Regions from separate parts of the Homo sapiens genome. Here regions 1 and 3 are each linked to region 2. Evidence: chromatin contacts called from ENCODE Hi-C data. All regions are on one chromosome and are shown on one strand. The core of a region is the stretch at or near the end of the contact, and the rest is flanking DNA. Distances in the headings are between cores, read along the strand shown.

What was found. A loop is a pair of places that touch in the nucleus more often than their neighbours do. Pooled maps may share reads with other maps.
Region 1: a map of naive thymus-derived CD4-positive, alpha-beta T cell shows a loop between it and region 2 (12-fold over the local background). The contact joins the promoter of FAM241A here to the promoter of CAMK2D in region 2. A Hi-C loop is called at or near these places in 3 of 168 maps with a recorded cell type or tissue (CD4-positive, alpha-beta memory T cell, breast epithelium and naive thymus-derived CD4-positive, alpha-beta T cell) and 10 of 50 pooled maps.
Region 3: a map with no recorded cell type shows a loop between it and region 2 (11-fold over the local background). The contact joins the promoter of NEUROG2-AS1 here to the promoter of CAMK2D in region 2. A Hi-C loop is called at or near these places in 1 of 168 maps with a recorded cell type or tissue (CD8-positive, alpha-beta T cell), 4 of 37 single-sample maps with no recorded cell type and 10 of 50 pooled maps.

What each region holds. Positions count from the first base shown.
Region 1 is chr4:112,144,115-112,146,814 of GRCh38, forward strand. FAM241A (family with sequence similarity 241 member A) reads left to right here and starts at 1,340. Exons shown (of 2, transcript NM_152400.3): 1 at 1,340-1,619. The coding sequence starts at 1,467. RefSeq lists a silencer at 1,121-1,770 and an enhancer at 2,111-2,250.
Region 2 is chr4:113,760,406-113,763,105 of GRCh38, forward strand. It overlaps CAMK2D (calcium/calmodulin dependent protein kinase II delta), which reads right to left and starts at 1,333. Exons shown (of 21, transcript NM_001321571.2): 1 at 599-1,333. The coding sequence starts at 663. RefSeq lists a silencer at 1,120-1,529 and enhancers at 1,523-2,061, 2,062-2,600.
Region 3 is chr4:112,514,073-112,516,772 of GRCh38, forward strand. It overlaps NEUROG2-AS1 (NEUROG2 and ZGRF1 antisense RNA 1), which reads left to right and starts at 1,307. Exons shown (of 4, transcript NR_161159.1): 1 at 1,307-1,568. NEUROG2 (neurogenin 2) reads right to left here and starts at 2,108. Exons shown (of 2, transcript NM_024019.4): 1 at 1,775-2,108; 2 at 1-1,404. The coding sequence starts at 1,403. The coding sequence ends at 585. RefSeq lists an enhancer at 40-179 and silencers at 740-939, 1,200-1,269, 2,590-2,700.

The sequences.
Region 1 (2,700 bases), core at 90-2,589, 1.6 Mb before region 2:
ACTCTTCTCCATGTGTACACATGTTTACTTTCCATATTTACTTTTCTGTATTTTACCTGTACAATAACCCATCGTTTTCCCAATGTACAGATAAGGCATACACAGAAAAAAAAGTGATATTTTATTTAAACACCCTTCCATTTTCCTTGAATAAAATGGATGGAGTAGTACAAAAAATAATTATCAATTGGATATATTCCCCTCACCACCCACTGAGAAAGACATATTCTTACCCAGTTACAGAAAGATACATCATTTGATACACCATCAAACGACCCAAGGCTCCAACAAACAACACACACTAGGAAGCACTCAACAGAAAGGGACAAATACACAGACCTTCAGTGAGACACTAGGAAAGGAGGCTAAAGGAACAAGAGGGACAGTGAAATGTGTCTTCCTTGAAAAGGACGGGCAGATACTCAGGCAAGAACAGGGGTACTCTGCTGGAGAGTGTAACTGGGTGCATGTGTGTGTTTCTCTCTCACATACAAACCCACACACACTAATCTCTTATACAAATGCGCTCTCTCTTAAATATATGCACTGGCTCTCTCACACAAGTAATTTCTCTTTCACACTTGATCTCTCTCAGTTTCTGTTGTTCCCTCATACAATCTCTCTCTCACAGTCTCTTGCATACACATACAATCTCAATCTCTCTCTCTCTCTCTCTCTCTCTCTCTTTCCCCCCCCCCTCCTCTCTCTCTCTCTCTCTCTCTCTGAAACGGGGTCTGGTTCTGTCGCCCACGCTGGAGTGCAGTGGTGTGATCTCTGCTCACTGCAGCCTCGACTTCCCGCGCTGAGACGATCCTCCCACCTCAGCCTCCTGAGTAGCTGGGACCACACTGCCGCCACCACGCCCGCCTAATTCTATTTTTAGTAGAGATGGGGTTGCCCAGGCTGGTCTCCAACTCCTGGGCTCAAGCTATCTGCCCGCCTCGGCCTCCCAAAGTGCATACAATCTCTTATACGCAGTTTCTTTTATATAGAATCTCTCTCACACACACACACAAATCACGCTCAGCGTCTCTCTCACACTCTCTAACGGTCTCTTACGCACACACAATATCCCTCATACATACACACAGCCTCTCTCATGTACAATCTCCCTCATGCAGTGTATGTCCATAGTTTTTCACACAACACCCTTCTTCTCTCAGTCTGTCGGCCTCTCTCTCAATCTCACACACACACCCCCGCCCCCCAACACACCGTTGGCCCCGCCCCCTGTCTTGGCCCCTCCCCTGTACGGCTCCGCCCCGACGGCCGGGGGTTGGGCGAGCCAGTGACAGGAGGGGCCGGGCTGGTACTTCAGGCGCCCAGGCCGGCGGGGCGCGCTCCGGCGGCTCCTGTCAGCGGCGGGTGCGGCGGATCCCAGGGCAGCCTTCGGGCGGCGGCGCTGCCTGGTGCGTCGCGGCGTGGTCCTCCGGCGGCTGTCCGGGGCGGTAGGAGTTGGCTGCGGGATGTGCTCAGCCGGGGAGCTGCTGCGGGGCGGCGACGGCGGGGAACGCGACGAGGACGGGGACGCGCTGGCGGAGCGGGAGGCGGCAGGGACCGGGTGGGATCCCGGGGCGAGCCCGCGGCGGCGCGGACAGCGGCCGAAGGAGAGCGAGCAGGTGAGCGCGGGGAGGGGCGGCGGCGAAGCGGCCGGGTCGGGGGCCGCGAGCCCCGCCCGGCGTTGGAGGGAAGGGGCCCGGCCCGCGGGCCGCGCCGCAGCTCTGCCCCGCGTGGGCACTGGCTCCCCGGCGCTCTGGGAAGTCGTCGCCGGGAGCGGTTAGACGGCGCTCCCAGGAGGAGCGGCGGGGTCGCGCGAGTGCAGACGCCAGCGCCGGCCCCGGGGTCGCGTGTCTGGCGGGGTCAGCGTGGTTCGTCCCCTGGCGTCCGGCAGAGGATTCTCAGGCTGGCGCCCAGGGCTCGGAGGAAATGCCCTCCATAGCGGTGATTTATTTAAAAGCCTCACTTGTAAACACTTCTTTTTCAACTTCGAGTCCGTGCCCTGCGCCAGGTTTAGGAGACGCCGGCTCCCCTCCCGCCCTCCATCTTGCGTTTCCGAGCCCACACCTAGCGTGTCTGGAAGGTGTGGGTGGATTCCGTCCACGGGCAGCGCTGAAAGCATGAGTAGGAGCGGGTGTTACAATGAATGTCTTGACAGGGACTCTCCCAGAGCACGTTCTTCATAAATACAGATGAGATCAAAGCTTCAGTTAAAAAGTGGAGAGGCAAGAATATTGCTTTCGGTTATAAGAGGCCAGCCATAGTAAGGGAAAAGAGAAGTTGCGTAATTTTTTAAACTCTCTGAGTTTATCTCATTTAAATAAAGTGTGATAATGGGCATTATAACATCAAATATCTTAAAGATTAGGCAAAAGGTTTAATTTTAAAAATTGAATTGTATGTTGGATGAATTTTCTACAGCAAATACAGTATTTAGACTTTCCAAATACCTGAGGTAAGCCGCTCTTTAGACTCACATTAAGGAGCAGGAATTCAAATGATTATTGGCCTTTATTACAGCCTGTACTGTTAGGACAATTAATACCTGTCTCTCCTCATCTTTCTTCATCTGTCCTTTCTGTCACGTTTCACAAATTCCAGTATCATCACTAAATGCATTAATAGATGTATACCTTACATTGTTTCAATAGGTTACTTAGGAAACAGAGTAATACTGTGTGGCACACAAAATATGCCTTAGCG
Region 2 (2,700 bases), core at 83-2,582:
AACAACACTGGATATAGGGCAAGGGGTTGGGTTCTGTTGGGTGGCCCTTTTCCTGGACAGAACAACTACTGGATGCGAAATAGACTCTATGCCAAGTTGAACTTTCGGCATCAATAAATATGGCACCGTCTGAGGCTGTGAGTTCTCATCAGTACCTGGGTCATACGGCCGACACGCCGGCTAACCAGGAGGCATCTCTATTTACAGAAAACATGATCTATGTTGCATTTTACATGGGTTCTAATTTCCTCTCCAAACACACATTACACACAGGCGCGCGCGCACACTTCTCAGGATGATAGCTACAACTGCAGAGATCGTAAATTCACTAAGTCTCTCAGTGCAGGAGGGTGGGGGACCGGGAGAAGGTGGGCTAGGGACCATCAAAATGAGCCACAGTTGGAGTAAGGGTCCTACCCCTTCTGTGCTCCCTCCCTTTATTAAGACAGCACCTTCCCCAGAGCTGACAAACCAGGGGCCCTCCTCCCATTCCTCTCCCAAACTCCCTCGCCCCAAGACGGAGGCCGGTGGGTCGGGGGCAACGCGACCCGCCCTCAGCTGGAAAGGGGATATGCGGATGCCGGGCAAAGGTGCTTACTTTCCAAGCTCCTCGAAAAGCTGATACTCGTCCGTGAACCTGGTGCAGGTTGTGGTCGAAGCCATCCTCGGTCCGGGCTGTGCCCTGGCTGGGAGCGCGACGGACCAGAAGCGAGCAGACGCGCGGCTAACCCCGGGACTGGCCCCGCGGCGCTGTCACCCAGGGCCGCTCTTACTTTCCTGGTCCGAAAGTAGCTCGCCCGCGAGGGAGTGTGCGCAGGGGCGGGGCGGGAGGGGAGATGACCAGAAAGGGTGGCGTGGGGTCTCCTCCCCACAGTCCGCCGATCCTCCTCCTCCTGCGGGCCTCGCTTCCTTCTTCTCCACTGGACGCTCCACCCGCCCCTTTTCCAGTCCCTGTCCCCAAATGCAGGGGGTAAAGTACTCAAGAAGAGGGGGCCGGGAAATGGAAAAACAGCCAGGCACGGGACGAGTGGCAAGCAGTTGCGAAACGATCCGCACTGGAGCAGGAGGAGTAGAAGCAGAGGGGAGGGAGTCCGAGGGGGCGGAGGTGGAGTGCAGCGGGGCCGAGGCCGCGGAGCCCAGAGCGGACAGCCTGAGCCCAGCGGCCGCTGTCAGCAGGCTCAGGCGCGGGGCGCGCCGGGGCTCCGACGAGCGTGCGCGCCCGAGGCCGGCTTCCCTCCGGCGGGCGGCAGCGGCTCCGGCGAAGCGAGGCACCTTGGCGGCCTCGCGCTGCTCACGAGCCCGCGCGGCTTCAAGACGGCGCGGCGAGAGAAAGAGCGCTCGGCTCAGGCGAAGCCTCTTCTGCCGTCCCCAGGCCTCCGTCTCCTCCTCCGGCGCCTCCTCCCGCCGCTCCCTCCGCCTGCCAGCACCCCCTCCCTGGCGAAGCCCCCTCCTCGCTGGTCCCACACCTCCCTCTAGCGACTCCAAGCCTGTCCCTTCGTGGATCTCTCGCACTCCCTCCTTTGGTTGCACACACGAGCACACCAGTCTAGGGAGAAACCAGGTGGGTGGAGGAGGATGTGCGGGGGAGAAGACTGGAGGTTTGGGTGAATGAGGCGAGAAGTCACAGTTACCCATTTAAACCCGCACAGAGAAGGCTGCCTCAATCTGGGGCTGACTGAGCGGGAAGATGCAGGGCAACTCGAGGATGGCCCGGGGCAGCCGCCCTGGGTCGCGGAAGCCCACGCCCCTGTTTTGGGCGCCGGGCAGCAGGGACTTCTCCAGGCCGGTTCCCGGGCCACGACACCCGGTGGGCCGAGCAAGGGAGAGCAACCACTTCATCTCCACGCCGCTCAGAGTTGACACAGCAGGGGCCGGATGTGGGCTGTTCACTGCTCTCAGAGAAGGGTCCCAACCCTTCCCACAGCCACCAGCGACTGTCGGGGCAAAACCCAGCCTCAGCAGGGTTCACTGCGTCGCCAGCTCCCCAGAACCGGGCGCAGGTTTTCTCCCTCCCCCGCAGCCCCTTCTGCAAGGGGCAATGACGGCCCCTGAGCCACATTACACTTGCCACCTCCAGGCCCACCTCCCCCGCTGTTTTCCAGGATGGTGGCTGAGACTCTGGCAATCCCCAAAGGCCTTTGCTTTGGCTGTGAACGTTAAAAGAATGAAAGCAAAAACTCCGCCGCACAACCACACCTTCCCTTCCCTTCTGAGTAACTCCCCTGCAACCTCAGTAAGTTCTGATAGTAAGGCGAATTCTCGCGATATTTCCCACTCTGGCGGTCAGGGGGAGGTAGTAGGAAGGCTGGGTGTCGGTCACGCGACCCGGCGGGGGCTGACGTCATTCACATCACGTGAACACGTCTAGACTGTTTCGCTTTGCAAAGGGAAAAAAGAAAAGGGGCCGTCGTGTGTGCTTTTGCTTTCAGCCAGATAGTGGCAATTGAGTGCACTCCGTAAATGGCTATCTGGAAAAACCATTTAGCAGTTCAAGAATGTGTCCTTCCCTTTAGCATATCTGCCATTGTTTTCAGTAGGAGGAAAAAAAAAGTATGCATTACGATTTAAAATAGATAAACTGCTGCCGATTGCTAGAACAACTTCTGGGCCCTCTTTCCAGTTCTCCTTAATGAAACTATGCAATTGCAAATTTAGCCGCAGACCAAAAACAGCGTTATGGACGGTCTTTTTCAAATTACT
Region 3 (2,700 bases), core at 57-2,556, 1.2 Mb before region 2:
TTGGTTTGACAGGTGAAATTCCCACAGCCTGCAGACAGCAATGGGAATAAAGCAGATGCCAGCCATTGCAAATCTGTGGATAATATTATTACCAGCAAAATCATTCAGATGCTAAGATACATTTCTTTCTACTCGACATTAACATCTCTATGTAGAAGCAAAGGTGAAGAGATCACAGGAACCAGTTGCATTCCCCCTGTGAGATTCACACGAACTGCACCAAGTCCTTCGGCGTTAAAGAGAAAGGGGAGGAGCGTCAGTCCGCTCTGCAAACTCTTTAGATATGCCACCATCATCTCTTCCCAGGGTCTTTTTCGTCTCAAGAAGCGCCCCCAAAACGCCACCCTTGGCTTTGACAATAAGCTCCATCACACCTTCAGTAAATCAGAGCCCGTCTGAATGAAGGATACCCAAAGCCAAGAAATGCAAGAAACAACCGAGGAATCAGAAAGGCTACACCTGCCCTGTGAAGTGAGATGGTTTCCAGGGCGTGGAAAGGAGGGGCAGGGGAAGGGAGGAGGGCTCGACTGGGGACAGGAAAGGGAACCCACTAAGGCCTGGCGTGGGTAGCAGAAATGGCAGCTCTAGATACAATCCCTGGCTATGGGGAGGTGAGGTGCATAGCGGTGCTTGTCGGGAGGTGGGGGCTGCCAATAGTCCATGTCTGACCCGGCCGGGCTGGCGGGCGATAAAGTGCAGCTGTAGGGGGAGGTGGAATTGGAGGACACGGAGGAGGACGGCGCGGGGCTGTTGGTGCAACTCCACGTGGAGGCGGGCGAGGGGCTGTCTCCGCTGCTGCTCAGGGCGGCGCTGGCTCCTCCCGGGCTCAGCAACACTGCCTCGGAGAAGAGCGCCCCCGGCAGGCCCCCGCCGCCGCCCCCGCAGTGATCCGCCAGGCGCAGGGTCTCGGTGAGTGCCCAGATGTAGTTGTGGGCGAAGCGCAGGGTCTCGATCTTGGTGAGCTTGGCGTCCTCGGGGAACGTGGGGAGCACCTCGCGCAGCGCGTCCAGTGCCGCGTTGAGGTTGTGCATGCGGTTTCGCTCGCGGTTGTTGGCCTTCAGTCTACGGGTCTTCTTGATGCGCTGCACCGTCTCGGCCGTCTTGGCGCCTCGGGAGACGGCCCGCGCCCGGGAAGGGCGCCGTTTGCAATCGTGTACCAGACCCAGCAGCCGTGCGGGCCGGCAGCCCTCCGCACCCGCAGCCACGCCGCCCCGCGCCCCCTGCCCGGCCTCAGCCCCGCGCTGCCGACGCGCCCCGCCTGACGCGCCCGGCTCCTCCTCCTCTTCTTCGTCGGCGCTGGATGACAGCGGGGTCAGGGCCGCCAAGGCGGGGGAGGCCGATCCGAGCAGCACTAACACGTCCTCTTCCTCCTTCAACTCCAAGGTCTCGGATTTGACGAACATCCTACCGAAGAGAGAAAGGGGAAAAAGGCAGTGAGGTGTAAGGAAAGAAACAGAGGCGCGATCTTCGTGTCACAGGGGCGTGCTCCGGCGCGCACCCGAGAAGACCAGCTCCGAATGGCGCGGAGCAGGAAGGCGAAGGAAGAAACCCAGGCAGTGCTAACCAAGGTCAGGAGCGCCGCTAGCGCTCGCTGTGACCCTGCTGCCAGTCAGCCGGGTCCTGCCCTCCGCGGGCGGTCCTGCGTTCCCTCCCCGAGAAGGGACTGCGGCCTCCGCGACAAAGATTCTGCGCGGAGCAGAGGGCGTGCGGGTGTGGTTGGACTGAGTGCGGGGAAACCACCTGCGTAGTTGGAAGCGGTGGCTCGAATACTTACTTAGTTGGCTCTAACTGTGCCTCAGCGTTGCTGTGACTTTGGCCTGTGCCGGGAATCTCCGCGCAGCTGCGAGCGCAGCGCCGGGTCCTTCGCCCGGCGTGAAAGCTGCAAGCCCGGCGCTACTGTGGCGCAGCTCCGCGGGGGACCTCTGCGACCGGCGAGTTTGCCAAGAGCCCCGGCGGCGGCGGCGGCGGCCCGCCCGGGTCTCGTGTGTTGTGGTGGTGGTGCGTGTCTGTCTGTCAGTCAGTCCCTGGCCGTGCGGCTCCTGGCACGCGACTCCCAGGCACTCCAGTTAACGCGAAGCTGCTTGTGGTTCAGTGGCTGCGTGTCTGGCACACGACTCTCCTTAAAACCCCTTATATACCACCAAGAAAACAATCAGATCTGCCCCGGGCCCCCTCCTCCCCCGCCACCGCCTCCTCCTCCTGTCAGTCCTGCCCCCCTTCTCCCCCGCTTTTCCCTCCTCTGGCTTATTCTTTTCATTGCATTATCATCATTCATTTCTTCCTCTTTCTTCACCGCCTTTCCCCCTCCCTTGGCCCTGCCATCCATCCTCCTCCTCCCACCACCCCCGCCTCTCTTTTCCCCCTTTATCTAATCAACATAAAATGGTTCTAAAGCTCCTGTTGGAGCTCCGGGCTGCGGCCGGAGCTGGCGAAGCCGCAGCGGCCGCAGAGGCTCAAGCTGCGGCTGTTGTCGCCGCCGCTGTCCATTGTGATTGGTGGCTCGCGCTCGGCTGGAGCGTGCCGCTAATTTATTAATGAATGGAGGTCGCGAGGCGCAGCTGGCCAATCAGGGCGCCCTGGACTCCGGGAGGCCTGCGAGCCACGCGCACCGGAGCCCGCTCCCTTTCAGCAGCTCATTAGGGGCCCGAGCGCTGGGGGCGGATGGGGGGACCCGTGCTACCGCCCCCGCCTTCGTCCTCG